2 separate regions of the Mus musculus genome follow, and region 2 is linked to region 1. A link is a loop called in an ENCODE intact Hi-C map of the cell type or tissue named here. Cell type or tissue: left cerebral cortex. All regions are shown on one strand.

The links. A loop is a pair of places that touch in the nucleus more often than their neighbours do. Peaks named below come from ENCODE experiments on the same cell type or tissue, not always from the same donor. Only the 100,000 strongest peaks of a DNase experiment are listed, where the experiment ranks them.
Region 2: it touches region 1 in a loop (2.1-fold over the local background); 2 of 42 quality-filtered maps call a loop at or near these places.

The regions. Positions count from the first base shown.
Region 1 is chr13:26,155,344-26,163,343 of GRCm38, forward strand. No RefSeq gene overlaps it. Among named protein-coding and RNA genes, the nearest start is that of 1700092E19Rik, 150 kb to the right of the region's middle. In left cerebral cortex, a CTCF peak has its summit at 3,564 (motif pointing right); a DNase peak (open chromatin) is centred at 13; H3K27ac peaks cover 50 bases.
Region 2 is chr13:25,947,828-25,955,827 of GRCm38, forward strand. The region is part of intron 1 of Gm11351 (predicted gene 11351); the gene reads right to left. Among named protein-coding and RNA genes, the nearest start is that of Gm11351, 14 kb to the right of the region's middle. In left cerebral cortex, no CTCF peak of the experiment used is centred here; a DNase peak (open chromatin) is centred at 3,984.

The sequences.
Region 1 (8,000 bases):
CCTTTCTCTCTTCTGTAAAGCATCCAAGGCCTGAATCAGTCTGGCAGGGACTAACTGCACACTGATGAGGGGAAGTCGCGCATGCGGCAGGCTGAGTCCACATTTCTTTCCAAGGCCCAGAAAACGCAGCTCCAGATCCTTAGCTGCAGTGGATGGAAGAAGAAACACTTCTACTTTAACTTTAGTTCACTCTTGTTTGGAGGCTGTATCTTGCTAAGATGGAAGAAAGGAGACTTTGTAGTTATAGAGCACTGTGTGGGGGCACTAGTGGATATCAGTGGCATTGTGCAAGTGAAAGAAGGCATGTCCGTGCATGAGGATTAATAGATATTATGGCGCTGTTTTTGGTAGCTTACCACAGCCATAACAATATCACAGGAAAGGAGCAGAGCTTCCAGAGGCAGAAACTTTTCATGTAAGATTCTGTCAAACTCATTCCTAGAACTTACCCATCTGTCTACATTGTAGTGCTTATACCCATGTATGTGTGACAGACACTAAGAAGCTGAAATTTATTCTTATGCCTGTCAAAGCCATTTCTCACACTGTTTAGCTTGGTTTGTAAAGGAAGAACCCCCTTTCGAAAGGAAATGATGGAAGTTTTGAAAGTCTCAGAGAACATTCTGGGAAGAGAGACCATTGGTCACATCTCTACCTCCAGGGAAGAGGAGGCTGTGAGTGACTATGGAGGTCAGGATTGTTATGAAATGATGGCACTGCTGTTCATTGGCTCTGCCTCACCCACAGGAAAGGCTACCACACTGCTTACGAAAGAGCAAGACAGAAAATAATAGGTGACTCAAAACTGTTCACCTTTGTGCATCCTTGTTGAATTATTTGAGGAACTTCTCAGCTCAGCTTCCAGAAACTTTTCTCTAGGAAGTAACTGGCTTGTGTCAGGCTCACTGAATAAGCCTCCAGCACCTCTGGGACCAAGAGAACTCAGAAGAAATAAGACCCAGATTCTTCCTGGGGCTCAAAACCTTTCCTCTTGGATATGACCCTGTGTCTGCCCTGTCACCATATTCTCAATGATCTTTATGCATTCTGACATCCTACAACTGCTGCTGATATTGAATGAGAGAAGAAAAAGCATGCACTGAGCTGCACTGAAGGTTTCTTCTTAACTGTGTGAGCTAGCTAGGTCCTAAAAGCCAACTCACTGTGGGCATCTCTTTTGATTTAGTAGCAGAGATTGCATTGCATAGGGTCTGCCTTGCCTAGCCTAACTTCTGTGCCTGACTTTTCTCCTGGGTGTGACTTACAGTGAGTTCTTGCATTCCTGCCTTGATCCCTGATTAATACTGTCCTCATTCACTTTCTTCAGATCATAAAATTAAAGGTTTGGTATAAGATTTCAAAACAGAGTTGGATGTGGTGGTACAAACTTTAAATCTCATCACTAGGAGACAGAGGCAGGCATATTTCTATGATTTCAAGGCCAGTCTATTCTACATAGTTAGTTTCAGGTTGGCCGGGGCTGAAAGTCTATAGAGTGAGATCCCATGTCCAAAACTGGTGGGGTGGGGGGCGATTTCAAAACAGGTTCTGAAGTTCTCACGTGTGTGACTGTGTCTGAGAACAGTTATATGGATTGCATTTTAAATCAGGTTACACTGTTGATTGGAGATTATTAGAAGACAGAAATTATTCTTAAAATGCATATTCAGTGAGAAGTTGTACTTGCGTGTGCTTGACATGAAAAACCTGAAAATGCAAACTGTTGCCAAAAGGCATGAGATCCTAACATTGAACTGTGTGGAACTGTATTCTAGGACACAGCTGTAGAATTAGACCTGGCTGAGGTTTGCAAAGGTAAGGTCATTTTCTCTGTCTAGAATACTTTAGCTGTCTGACGTTGGGACATGAACCTATGAAAACTGCAGAGACTCAGTCCTGAAAGGACCTCTGATGACATCATTTTGATCAGAGCTGGGGAAAGGGCCTCCACTCTGCATACAAATCGCAAGACTCAGTGGTATTATACTCAGATAGTCATTGTCCCAAGCACGCTTCCCCCACAATCCCATGAAAGTCTGATTTATTCATTTGTATTGAAAATTAGCCAGTAATAAAGAATTAATTAAGGAATGTAAACTCTCCAAAGTCATCAAGATGAATTCCAAGTAACATTAGACATATATCTTGTTCTCTACTATTAGAAAATGGAGAAGTGTTTCCAGAGCAGTGCTGTTGATGGGTAACAGAGCATGTGAGGACACCCCAGGGTGCTACTATCTGTGCTAGCAAGGACAATTGGCAGAATGAGTGAGCTTCTTTCTATAGATTTCAAATTATCATGAGTCTTTATATTTCTGTTAATTTCTTGTGTCTTATAATGAATCATAAAGTCAACTTTTTTGCTGCTTGAGACTGAAAAGATTTGAGGGTTATCATGGGTACTTAAGGAGTAGAAATAACAAGGATAAAATTTAGTGAAGCAGGAGTTTTTTTCTTGGACTATTTCACATCCCAGCACACTCAGACTCACATGTCTCCATGTGGATGACACGAGGCGAGCATATGCTGGACATTTTAAACGGTCCTAGGTAAACTTCATTATGGGAGCTGTGTAACTGCATTAAAATGAAGCCCTTTGTATGGAAAAGGGTGGAGTGGCATTTCAGTCTGGCAAGCTGTACATTGCTGGAATCCATCTAAGGGACCAAAGACTCTTACTATAGGATTCCTGCCTTGGAGGGTGATTGCCTCAACTTCCCAGTGAGGCCTAAGCTAAAACTTCAGGATGTTCCCAGAGCTAAAGAACAAGGTAGGGGCTCAATTCTTGGGTATGAATGCAGATCTTGTTTTAGACTGTCTTTTGTCCTGTGAATGTCTCTATTGAGTATTTATAGGGTCTCAAAAGGTGGCTCAGTGATTAAGAGCATGTACTATTATAGAAGATCTAAATTGAATTCCTAGCACTAATATCAGGTGTCTCACAATCACTCATATCCAGCTCCAGTGGGTGTGATTGTTTTGTCCTCCATGGGAATCTGCATTTCTCTCTCTCTGTCTGTCTATCTCTCCATCGCTCTGTCTCTGTATCTCTCTCTCTCTCTCTGTGTCTGTCTCTCTCTCTCTCCCCCATTCACACACACACACACACACACACACACACACACACACACACACTAAAAATAAGAATAAATCCTTTAAAAATACACCTGCAATAAGCCTGACCCCTTGGCACACCAGAGAAAATCACAGAGGAATCCTCTGCTACTTGAACAATGTAAAGTTGTTCTTTCTTCAACCCTGTTTATTTGCCCTTTCCTAAGTCTGGTAAAACATTCATATCCCATGAATATTGAAACTGCTGGTTACATAGTTCAATGCCAAACCCACTGAGCACACTTTAGTGGGATGAAAGTAGCTGTCCCCTCAAATACTGTCTTACAAAAGGTTAGTCTGTGGAGGATTTGGGGCAGGGTTCACATTTGATTTGAAGTATTTTGTATTGTAATACTGCAGGTCCGGATGAGTGTAAATTGTCAGGGCATGCAGGGCAACTGCAGGAATGGCTTGCGTTAGCAGTGCATGAGCTAAGCAGAAGGTGGCAGTAGCTTAACACTACCACATAGGCAGGAATGGCATGGCCAGGCTCCTTGGGTTATTGTCTACATTCCCAAGAGTTTACAGTTTCATGCTTGTAGAAGCAAGAAAGGACAACACAAGGTACTGAGAGACTTACTTAGATAGGATACCATGGAATACTGAAGTTCTGACAGTGAATCAAGGCACCAGTGGGGAACCAAGAGGCTGTTTGGAAGCATCTCTGAGCTCTCTGGAGATATCTTTCTTAGAGCCAGTCCTTAGTCAAAACCCCATTAAAGGAAGAAGAACATCAAAATGAAAACTAGGAAGGGATAGGCAGTTTCTGTTAGTCCTCTCTCCAAAAGAGCCATTTACAATGGATTCATACTGGAACTACACTCTATGGTGAAAAAGAAAATCGTGGTCTAACTCTCTCAAACAGCACCCCTATGTTGACACTTCTCTGTTGAATTCGCTGGGTAAACTCCCTGCTTCACCCCACAGTATTACAGAACACGTCAGGCCCAGGCCCAGGTTCATTATTCTTTTTTGTTTGCTTGTTTGTTTGTGTTTGTTTTTGTGTTGTTGTTGTTGTTGTTGTTGTTGTTGTTTGATACAGGGTTTCTCTGTGTAGCCCTGACTGTCCTGGAACTCACTCTGCAGACCAAGTCCTCGAACTCAGAAATAGACCTGAAACAATAAGTGACTCTCCCTGCTAGTGTGGTATGCACCGTTAGTTTGAGTGTGTAAATCACATTCACTAAATCTTATCTCTTGATTATTATCAATCCCACTCTTCTTAATAATTTTCAGCAATCTCTTAAGTGGCATGCATTAGCTAACTAATCTGCCATGGCACTTCAGAGGCAGGCTGGAAAAGTATGCTGATATAATGGGGTCTAGTGAAGACTGGCTAAGTGACAAATAACAGGTCATGATTAAGCCACTTCCCATCTCTAGATCTGTTTCCCCATCACTTAACAGAAAGAAAGATGGACCTCAAGACATGAAGATTCTCAAGTCCTTCCTAAGACTTGTCATCATGAACAATCTAAAGTATAGGCAGCAGAAACCAAGGAGGAAAGAGATTCCATATTAATCTTAAAGGTAACTTGCTACAACAAAGACAATGGCTGCTTGTTATGTGTACACAGAACACTTTTGTTTTATAAGGAGCAGAAGAAATGTTGAGACACAGGGTTCTTGTGAAACCCAACCAAAGCCCAGAATCAACATACAGTTGAAAGCACTTCACAAAAGGCACATTGTCTAATCTCATACAGAGTCAGACTATTGTCAGATGTGTCATCATGTACAGTCTACTGTCATTACGTTGCTAGCTATGAGAGTACTTGTCTTTGACATTAATCCTATCTGTGTGTGTTATAGAAGGAGAGAAATGATCAATAATACTGTTTAAAATAAGGACTTTCAAAGGAGAACAGACAGATACTAATGAAAGCCACTCTGCTCGTAGTGCTTGCTAAGAAGTGGGGTGCTTTATTTATGGCAGTTACTTTGATAACATGTCTGAAATCTCACAATGGTCTCATGAGTAAGGACTACATTTAGGACTTTTTTTTCTACTTTCCTTTTGTACATTTACCACATGTGAAGATTCGGCTTCGGGTGTTACCTCAGGTGTGGTTAAGATCCTCCTGAAAGTCTCTTTCTGCTGTCTCGCTATATTTTAATTATCTCGTCTAATTCAATGTTGTAGCTGTACTTGTATCTTTAAGATAATTTTTTTGTGTGTGTTGCAATGGTGATATCAGCCAGGACTCCATTAACTTAGAGGTGGAAAAACAAACAAACAAACAAACAAAAAACACCACCACTAAACAAAACAAAACAAAACAAAACAAAACAAAAGAAACTAGAAACCTTTTACTCTAGAACTGTCAAAATAGAAGAGAGTAGAATGCATTTGGTGAGAAAGGTCCTTTTTTTCAAGTAACTCTACTGTCTACTGCAACCATCCCAGTCACGTCCTGTTTTTGCTGTAGACACTTTATAAGTTGATAAATGGGACCTCAAGAAACTGGACAGCAGGAGCCGGGCGTGGTGGCACACGCCTCTAATCCTAGCACTCGGGAGGCAGAGGCAGGCAGATTTCTGATTTCAAGGCCAGCCTGGTCTACAATGTGAGTTCCAGGACAGCCAGGGCTATACAGAGAAACCCTGTCTCGAAAAACAAAAAAGCAAAACAAAACAAACAAGCAAACAAAAAGAAACTGGACAGCTTGTATAAGGCATAGGACTTAGTTAATAAGACAAATCAGCAACCTACAGATTGGGAAAAAAATCTTCACTAACCCCACATTCTATAGAGGGCTAATATCCAAAATATATAAAGAACTCAAGAAGCTAACCACCAAAACACCAAACACCCAGTCAAATTATGGAGTATAGAACTAAACAGAGAATTCACAACAGAGGAATCTCTAATGGATGAGAAGCACCTAAAGAAATGTTCAAAGTCCTTAGTGATCAGAAAAATGCAAATCAAAATGACTCTGAGATTGATTCCATATTACACCAATCAAAATGGCTAAGATAGAAACCTCAGGAGATAGCATATGTTGTTGAGGATGTGGAGAAAGAGGAACACTCCTGCATTGCTGGTGGGATTATAAATTGATACAATTACTTGGGAAATCAATTTGGAAATTCCTCAGAACATTGGAAATAGATTTACTGGAAGATCCAGCTATACCCAAAAGATGCCTCACCATGCAACAGGGGCACACATTCTACTAAGTTCATAACAGCCTTGTTTGTGATAGCCAGAAGCTGGAAACAACAGAGATATCCCAAAACAAAAGAATGGATATAGAAAAATGTAGTTCATTTACACAATGGCATACTATTCAGCTATTAAGAACAGGGTCACCCTGAGTTTTTGAACCATATGGATTGAACTAGAAAATATCATGCTGAGTGAGGTAACTCAGACCCAAAAGGACATGCATGAGATGTATTCACTAATAAGTGGATTTTAGCTCCTCCAAAATTACAGAATACCTAAGATACAGTCCGCAGAATTAAAAAAGGTTAGCAAGCTGAAGGGCCCAAGTGAGGATACCTCAATCCCACTTGGGAGGGTGAAGAAAACAATCACAGGAGGTAGAAGGGAGGGAGAAACCTGGGTAGAAAAGGGGACAGGGAGGGCAAGAGGGGAACATGATGAGGTATTGGGTGGGGCAAAAGACTGAAGCCCCAAGGGCCAGCAGAAAGAATGTAAAGGCAACCTCAGGAGGTAGGAGGTGGGGGGACCATCCAGAATGTACCAGAGACCTTGGAGGTGAGAAACTCTCAGAACTCAAAGGGAGGGACCTTAAGTGAAATACATTACAGTGGGGAGATGGAACTTGTAGAGCCCACCTCCAGCAGAAAGACAGGACATCAATTTAGGAATAAGGTTGCCATCCCATAGTCAAAAACTCTGACCCATAATTGTTCCTGTCTGAAAGAACTTCAGTGATTAAAATGAGAAGAACTTGAGGAAAATGAGGTCCAGTGACAGGCTGAAAGTGGCATCTAGCTCAAGGGGAGGTTCCAAGGCCTGACACCATTACTGGGGCTATTTAGTGCTCACAAAAAAGGGGGCCTATCACGACTGCCCTCTGAATGACCCAATAAGCAGCTGTAAGAGCCAGATGCAGATATTCACACCCTATCAATGAACAGAAGTTGCTGACCCCTGTACTTGAATTAGAGAAAAACTAGAAGAAGCTGGGGAGGAGGGGAACCCTGTAGGAGGATCAGCAATCTCAATTTCCCTGGACCCCAGAGATCTCTCAGACACTAGACCACCAACCAGGAAGCATATACCAGCTGATATGAGGCCCCTAACACACATACAGCGGAGGACTGCAGGGTCTAGGTTGAGTCAGAGAAGATGCACCTAACCCTCAAGTGACTAAAGACCCTAGGGAGTGGAGAGGCCGGGTGGGATGGGTGAGTTGGGATATTGGGACATCCTTGTGGAGACATGGAGGGGGTATGGGGGAGGAGATATAGAATGTGGAACAGCCAGAGAGTGGATCAGGAAGGGGATAAAATCTGGAGGGTAAAAAAAATAAAGATTAAGTAACTTTTTTTTTTTTTTAAAAAGATGATCCTGGAATCTGAAAGCTATTTCTGTTTAAGATGCTGTCTGGAATCTGAAAGCACAAGTATGAAATTGTTCTAGTAGTAAACAGTGTGAAAGATAGAAATGGATAGATATATGGCACATGGTACATATATAGGTAATTGATAGATGATGACATACAGAAAATAGACAAACCTTGTATGATGGAGGTAAAAGATAATAAAAAGTTGATACAAGTTAGATGATAGACACAGATAATTTAGAGATAGATTACTGGCATGTAAATAACAGATGAATGTCATATAATAGGTAACAGGAAACATTGTGTAAAGAATGCAATGATCATAAAGTGCAAAAAATGAATTTG
Region 2 (8,000 bases), 210 kb before region 1:
ATTTCCATCCAATTACCTGCAAATTTATGTATTTTTAAAATGGCTGAGTAATACTCATTGTGTAAATGTCCATTTTCTTTATTCACTCTTCTGTTGAGTGAAATCTAGGGTCTTTTCAATTTCTAGCTATTATGAATAGAGCAGCAATGATATGATTGAGCAAGTGTAGAAATACTCTAATATAATCTGTAAATAGTTAGAAAGCAGGGGCTGGAGAGATGGCTCAGAGGTTAAGAGCATAGACTGCTCTTCTAGAGGTCCTGAGTTCAATTCCCAGCAACTACATGGTGGCTCACAATCATCTGTAATGGGTTCTGATGTCCTCTTCTGGTGTGTCTGAAGAGAGCAATGGTGTACTCATATACATAAAATAAATAAATAAGTCTTTAAAAAATAGTTAGAAAGCAGTAATTGGTGTGCTCCCTGGAACTTCTGAGGGAAGAGTGGTGGGGGTTTTTTATGTGTGCCTATCTGATAGTTTGGAGGGATGGTGGGAAGAAATGAGTCACTTGCTGGAGCCTGAAAACAAATAAACATGTGCTTCCCTTTTGCACAGAGGGTTATGTTTTGAGACAATGAAAATCTCTCACAAGCAGGAGAACTAAGTAATTGCCTTAAGCTGCTAAAGATCCCTTCTTACTCCTTAATCTCTTTAAAACACCAATCTTGTTTTGCAGTTTGACTTCAGGTGCAGATAAAACAAATAAAACACTGCTGAGTGGCCAGGCCTCTTATTAAGAAGCCAGCAAAAGAGGGGGAAATACACTGGAAAATCCAAATGTATATTTTAGTATCTCTTAAAAATATACTTTCCTGCGTAGAGGCAAAAAATCTGTTATTCATTTCTTAAAGCCAGAATTCATTTTATTCCTGACAATAAAATAAATATATTATCTTAGTTTAACTAATTAAGGCTCATCATGGTATGGGAGGGGCATTTCTCTTAGACAATATTTTTTTGGTTGCTTTTTTCTCTTGAAAAGAACAAAATTCAGTCCCCTTTTCAACATGTAAGTTTACATACCTTCACAAGGAGATAGATTAAAATGGAGTGAGGAAAGACATGTTTAACTAATGGCTTTTTCTCATGAATCTTCTATGTTAACTATAATTATTCATACATATAAATAAAGATACATCTCCATTACACAGCAATGCTCCTAAACACTACTTGATATTAAATTGCTAAGCTTGAAAAGTCTTTAGACATGTTTAAGATAACTTTTAATTTTTTGATATTATTTTTACATAATTTCTTCTTCCACTTCTCCCCTCCTAATGTCCCAATATACCTCCTTTTTGTGTTTTAAAATTGTGACATTTTTAACTAATTCACACACACACACACACACACACACACACACACACACACACACTGAAGCTGATGAGCCCAGTTCCAGCTTGTACATTAAAATATAAGTCCTGCACCTAAGGCTTCAATAATCAGAGATCATTGAAGAAGGGGAGGAAATATTGTAAGGGCCAGAGCAATAGGAGTTTGCTGTAGATATATGTTTTTCATTATTATCTAAATGTCTTGATTTTTTTTCTCATTTAAAAAAAGACCCTATGCTTTGAAGGTTACTGACAGAGAGCGGAGGATGGAGGGAGAAAGGGAGGTAAGGATGGAGAGGGAGAGGGAGAGGGAGAGGGAGAGGGAGAGGGAGAGGGAGAGGGAGAGGGAGAGGGAGAGGGAGAGGGAGAGGGAGAGGGAGACAGAGAGAGAGAGGGAGAACAATAGTTAAGAGAGCTTGCTTTCCTTGCAGAGGAATACAGTTTGATTCACAGAATCTATAACTCCAGTTTCATGGAATCTGATTTCTTTCCTAGTTTCATGGGCACTTGACTCCTGGTTGGTACACAAACAGACACAGGCAAAATACTTACAGACAGAAAGTCAAAACACATAAATAAAATTACTCTTAAAAGCCCACAAAGCCATGCATGGCCTATGGTATGCTACATAATGTAATTGCCACTCAGAGCTCAAATCTTGATGTTCTTCAACCTAGACACACCTGTCTCCTCTTTGTTCTTCAGACGTTAGAGATATGCTCTTCACTCTCAGGTTGTCATTTGGGAGGCACATCCTGCAAATATAAGCATGGTTCTCTCTCTTCTTCAGACCTGCCTTTATCTGTCATTGTTCAGGAAGCCTCGCCTTACTTGTTCTCTCTGCATTAGTTAAGGTTCTCTAGTGAATTAGAAGTAGGCCTTCATTGTGTCCTCAGACATGGCTAGTGTTTAGTGTTTGTGTCATAGTCCATACAGTCCATTGGAAGGTGATGCTCATGTTGAAAATTATGGTTCTTGCTTGATGTATTTTTTTTTAACTATGTAGTGACTCAGTTTCCACTTTGACTTGTGGACAAATCATATCCTGAGGCTTCAATCTTCAAACTTGGGCTGACTGGTCACATGTGCCCACAGGTGCCTGCTGAGTTTATTTATAGCATCGATGGAATTTATTTTTTTATTTTTTTTTATTTTTGAAGGTTTGAATAAGAAACAAAACCAAATATGCAAGTGTATGGAGGAGGGTATGGGGGACTTTTGGGATAGCATTGGAAATGTAATTGAGGAAAATACGTAATAAATAAAAAAAAACTTTTAAATATATGTAATATTTAGACTCTTATTGAAAAATGTTAATTCCTCCTGGAGGCCTTAAATTAGAAGCAGATTAAACATGATCATGCAAAAGTTGTAGGGTCACATATTTTATCTATTTTTCTTCATCCCAATTCCTTTAAAAATTGTCAATAAAAATGAAGAAAGGAGGAAACATTCGTAGTTTATTAGCCGCACAACAAGAGAGGTAAGGGCAGATTACCCCGAAGCCATGGTTTCACAGCGCCTGACCAATTACTCCTTATGGCTGTGAAGTCATTTCTAGGTTATCAGTCTCAAGAAATATAATGGAATTTTTTTCATTACCAAATATAAAAGGTATAATCTCAGAGTAGTATACAGTAGTAGGAATAGTTCTTTGTTTACCCGGACCTACATCTCCCTGACACATACCAGACCTGTGTTTCAATAAAATTCTGGACATTATATACATTTAAAAAGTTTGGCTTTTATATTATGATGTTCAATCCTACACAATTTCATAGTTTCTTCATTGTAGCTGGTAGTCTCACCTTGCTAAAAGCTTGAGGTCATTTGTTAAGGAGAGGAGAGAAGGTAGTGTTTACACTGTGATATGTTCCTGTTGTTCCAAGTACCAAGATGTTTAGGAACAAAACTGCAGTGCGGGTGGGGGTAGGGTGGCACAGAAGAAGGCAGAATTCAAATGTCTTAGTCACTCTTGGGATCATTTTACTTGAGTTGAAGTTTCATTTTAGTGGCCTGAAGGGAGGCATAGATACACAGAAGATAATTATTGTACAAATCAGAACAATGAACTCTGGTATACATGAGACTTTCCCATATGTCTCTCCTGTGTTCTCTGTCTGCAGGACAACAGCATACACTGTGAACTGAAACATGCCCTTAGATGTATGACCAGGAAGATAAAAATAACACCTTTCTAACATATGTATTTACATGATGCTGAATCTCAGATATAGTAGCACACTATGAAAAAGGGACACAGCAATAATTTTAACCAGGATCTATCATCATATTAAAAACAGAAAAAAAATATGTTGGAGAAATAAATATTTGGGTGGGAAAAAAAGAAAGATGGAAACTGTACTTGCCAAGAGAGAAAAATAATGAGGTACAAGTTTCCCTTGTCATATGAGTCAAGTTAATATCAGATAATGCTTAATGTAACAATGGAGGCATAGGAAAAGAATTTTCCACATGGTTTCATTTCTGTTCCTAGGAGTTCTCTGCTCCAGTTTAGTGTATTTTACAAGGCAGAAGAACAGCTGGGTTTATAGTATAAGAAATCCAGCTCAGAGAATATGCTTGCTTGCAGCTCAGTGCTTATTTGCTTAAGTGTCAGGCAGGTTGTGGGTCTGGGTACAGAAAGAACTGTTACTGCTACAAATATAAACCTGTAGGTGGATAAAGAAGATACTGGCTCAGAAGAGCACTGTAATACATTGTGTTCATTACTACCAACAAAGCCGCCAACATCTAAGATTCTTTACAAGGTGTTTGTCTAGAAATCAGCTGGTACAAGTTCAAGCTCTTAATTGGGTTTGGTGACCTCTAAAGTGTGCTGGATTCTCATTGCAGTATCTTCCATTGTAGTACTGGTAGAATATTGTGCCTGCCTCCTAGGTACATGGGAAGAGAGAGAAAAATCTGGATAGATAAATGAATAGATAGATATCAACAGATAGATAGATAGATAGATAGATAGATAGATAGATAGATAGATAGATAAGATAGATGGATGATAGATGGATAGATAGATAGGTAGATAGATATGTAGATAGACAGATAGTTGATAGACATGGATAGATATACAATCACTTGGTATGTGATAATATTAAGTATAAAAAAGTACTCGATTGAGTTTGAGAAACAAGTCAGTCAGTAACTTTCCTTGCATAAGCATCAAGACCAGAGTTTGTATCTCTAGCATCAATTTAAAGCCACTTAAAACAGTGTATGCCTTCTACTTCAGTGCTTGGGAAATGGACAGTGGATTCTGAAGCACACTGGACAGACTGGCTAGATGAAATGATAAGCTTCAAAATCAACAAGAAACCTTATCTCAAAAGTTAAAGTGTAGAACAATTCAGAAAGACATCTAGTGTGGACCTCTGACCTCCACATGTGTACACACTCACAAACATACAACACACTACATACGCATAAAGAATGCTCAATTAACAAATGTTTCATTTTACATTTGTGTATTATTATACCTAAATAAGTATAAAATGCCCCCAATAGATCAAATAAAGGATTAAAAACATTTATTAATAATTTTGCATAAGCAGTGAAGAAATTTTATTTTACATCTATACCATAGATAGTTCATAAATTTTCACACCGTGTCACATACACACAACAACTTGCCTCTCTAGACAGATACAAGGCTTTCATAATGAGCCTGGTCTCCGCATTTGTGGATTAACAAAGCTTTCTTATTAGATTCTTATATCCTCGATAACCACCTAATTAGATACAACAAAACCACATTTTCTTTAGTGCATCATGGAAAATAAGTAATCACAATTAGAGGGTGTCATTTTCCTCTATTCCTTTGCTTATTGGGTTTTAAATCCCTTAGATGCTTGCATAGATTTCACATCTGCAGATTACCTTGCAATCAGTGATTGGCTATTCACAGTGCAGTGATTAGCATATATGTGAAAGTATATGGTATGCACACCTACTCATTACAATCCTCACAAATATGTACCTTTTTTTATTTGCAGTTTCAAGAGGGTCCATGTAATGTACATCTTACCTTAAATGTTTTATTATATACTGCAGGTATATTTTAGACAATATTTCCCTACTTGGAACAGAATTTATTCCACAATCTCCCACAACTTGAGTTAGCCGAAATCTTCCAGTAGCATTTCTAAATATTTTCTCCCAGCTGCAGGCTTTAGTGTCACAAAATTAGAGCTTAGAATGTATCTAAATCATCACTGAATTTTGAAAAAAAATATGAGCCAGTATAAAATCAAAATAAAAATAAAAGTTACAAAAAAATCAATTCTTCATCTCACCATCTACACAAGAAAACGTATCTAAAAAGTCAAAGTATAGAACAATTCAGAAATTTCTGAGATTCCCATATTAACTCATAATCATGACCATGAATTCCAGGCAGCCTTCTGTACAGTCATGTAGTGTAACAGAAGTCTGGACACTCAGATATGTTTTCCCTATTAGTTTCTCAGACAGAGTGAGACTAAAAAGGTTGCTAGGTTGCATTAAAGGGATGTAAGAATATCCACTCTTCTTCCCATGGCTGTCCTACAGCCAATAGGGGTCTTGTATACTCATATAGAAAATGAATAGCTATTTTAAATAGTGAAAGAGACGTTAACACTGCCTCAGAAAACAAATAAGAGTGCACATTTGATTGTCAAAGAAAACTAGTTGCCAGGAGAGTGACACTGAGGCAGTAAGAGAAGGCTGATCCACAGCATCTTTACTGTCCTCTGCAAAAGACCAACTTTGACACAAGGGGGTAAACTGAGGCAGGCAGCCCATGAGTGGCCAATGCTGACTGGGGTGGATCTAGATACTTATAGGGGCTGCTGTTTATGGCAGCCAGCGGTTTGAGAATAGAAAGAGAAAATTCTCTCTCTCTCTCTCTCTCTCTCTCGATCTCTCTCTCTCTCTTTCTCTCTCTTTCTGTCTCTCTCTCTCTCTCACACACACACACAAATACACACACACAGACACACACAGACACACTGAGTGGATGAAATGAAAAGCAGAGTCCAATAACTTCGTACATATGAATATATACATACCTGCATACATTCATGCATACATAATACACATGTGCATTCATATATCATACAGACCTACAGGCAGACATATACACATTCATACATAAAATGGTTAGAGCAAAGCTGCAGTAAGCAGACTAAGCATTTTATACATCCACAATATACACATATACATACAGTTGGTGGATAGATCAAGCTCCAACACACACACACACAGGCAAGGTTTATATATATACATACATACACATAGTCAATGAGTGGAAGAAACAGGGTTTCAACCCCCCCCCATTCATACAAGCTTTACATATATACATACATATACATGTTTGATAGATGGAAGGAACAATGTTCCAACCTCCATACTACATTTTTCATTCCATAGTTTATATATCCAGGCAAAATCTTTCAAGTAGTTTAAAATTACAATGTGATTACATTTTAGTTTTCTTCTAGTGAATTATCATGAAAAAAAAATGTGATCCCTAACATCTTTACAAGAAAGAACATTATGTAGCACAGGTAAAAAAAAAATTATTTCCAAAAACTCACGTACGTACATTCGTACCTAAGCAACTTGTTATAGATTAAAGTATAAGCAAGTAAGGTAGTTTTCTTAGCCAGCTTCTCTAACTTGCAGGCAGCAATTTGTGATTACAAAGAAAGGAGTGATTATTTTATTACTTATCTTTAAAAGTGATCTAGTAAGAATCACAAAAGAATCGCAAAACTAAATTCTTATATAAAAATCAGTTATATATACTTTAAATCCTCATAATGCATATCTACTCATCAGCAATTCTTAATAAATCATGGCATGGAGCTGCGGGCAAAAATGGGTATAAAATTGGGTATCAATTATCACCAGTCCAGCCTCAGTGAGAGTCATGTCAGCCAGTGCTGTCATTGTTCTTGTTCCCTGACCATAAAATGTCTCTAGTTTAATTAATAAATGTATGCCCTTCTGAACTATAAATTGTTTTCTAGGGTTTTCTACATCAAAACCAGTAGTAAAAGCATCTCAACCTAGCTTCACTACCAAATTTATTTTTCCAAGTGTTTTGTAAGGTGCTGACAATCTACATTGCTAAGTTTTTTTACTCCAGCCAACAATGCCTGAAAGAGATCAAGCATTATCACTGAGTTCCAGAGATACTGTCCAGTGAGGGACCAGAAGTCACTTTAAAATTTCCATACACTTCTTAGATTAATTGGGGTGTGAGGGCAGCAAGCAGAGCAGAGCTATGTAAAAGTAAGAAGTCCTTAGGAAACATGGTCCTCTCTCTGGGTTATGCCACACTGAGGCTCACCCACATGGCTGTGGTAACAGGTGGGCCACATTCCATGAGTTCTAAAGCCCTAATTCATTCCTCCTGCATGGCCTTCGGGAGTCCTCTGTACCTGTTTCCAGATGATTCAGAGGCTGAGCAAGAACATAGACTTCAAGGGATGGTGTGGAGATGGTTTACCATCAGAAATCTAGTGAGCAGCAGAGACAAACATTATGCAGGCACTGTGGGATTCAGTATCCCTCATAGAGGAGAAACTGCTGTGGGCATAGGGGTTTGGGCACCAGGAAGCCTTGTTAGTTTACCTGTGTGTTGTCAGCACGAACAGTAAGTG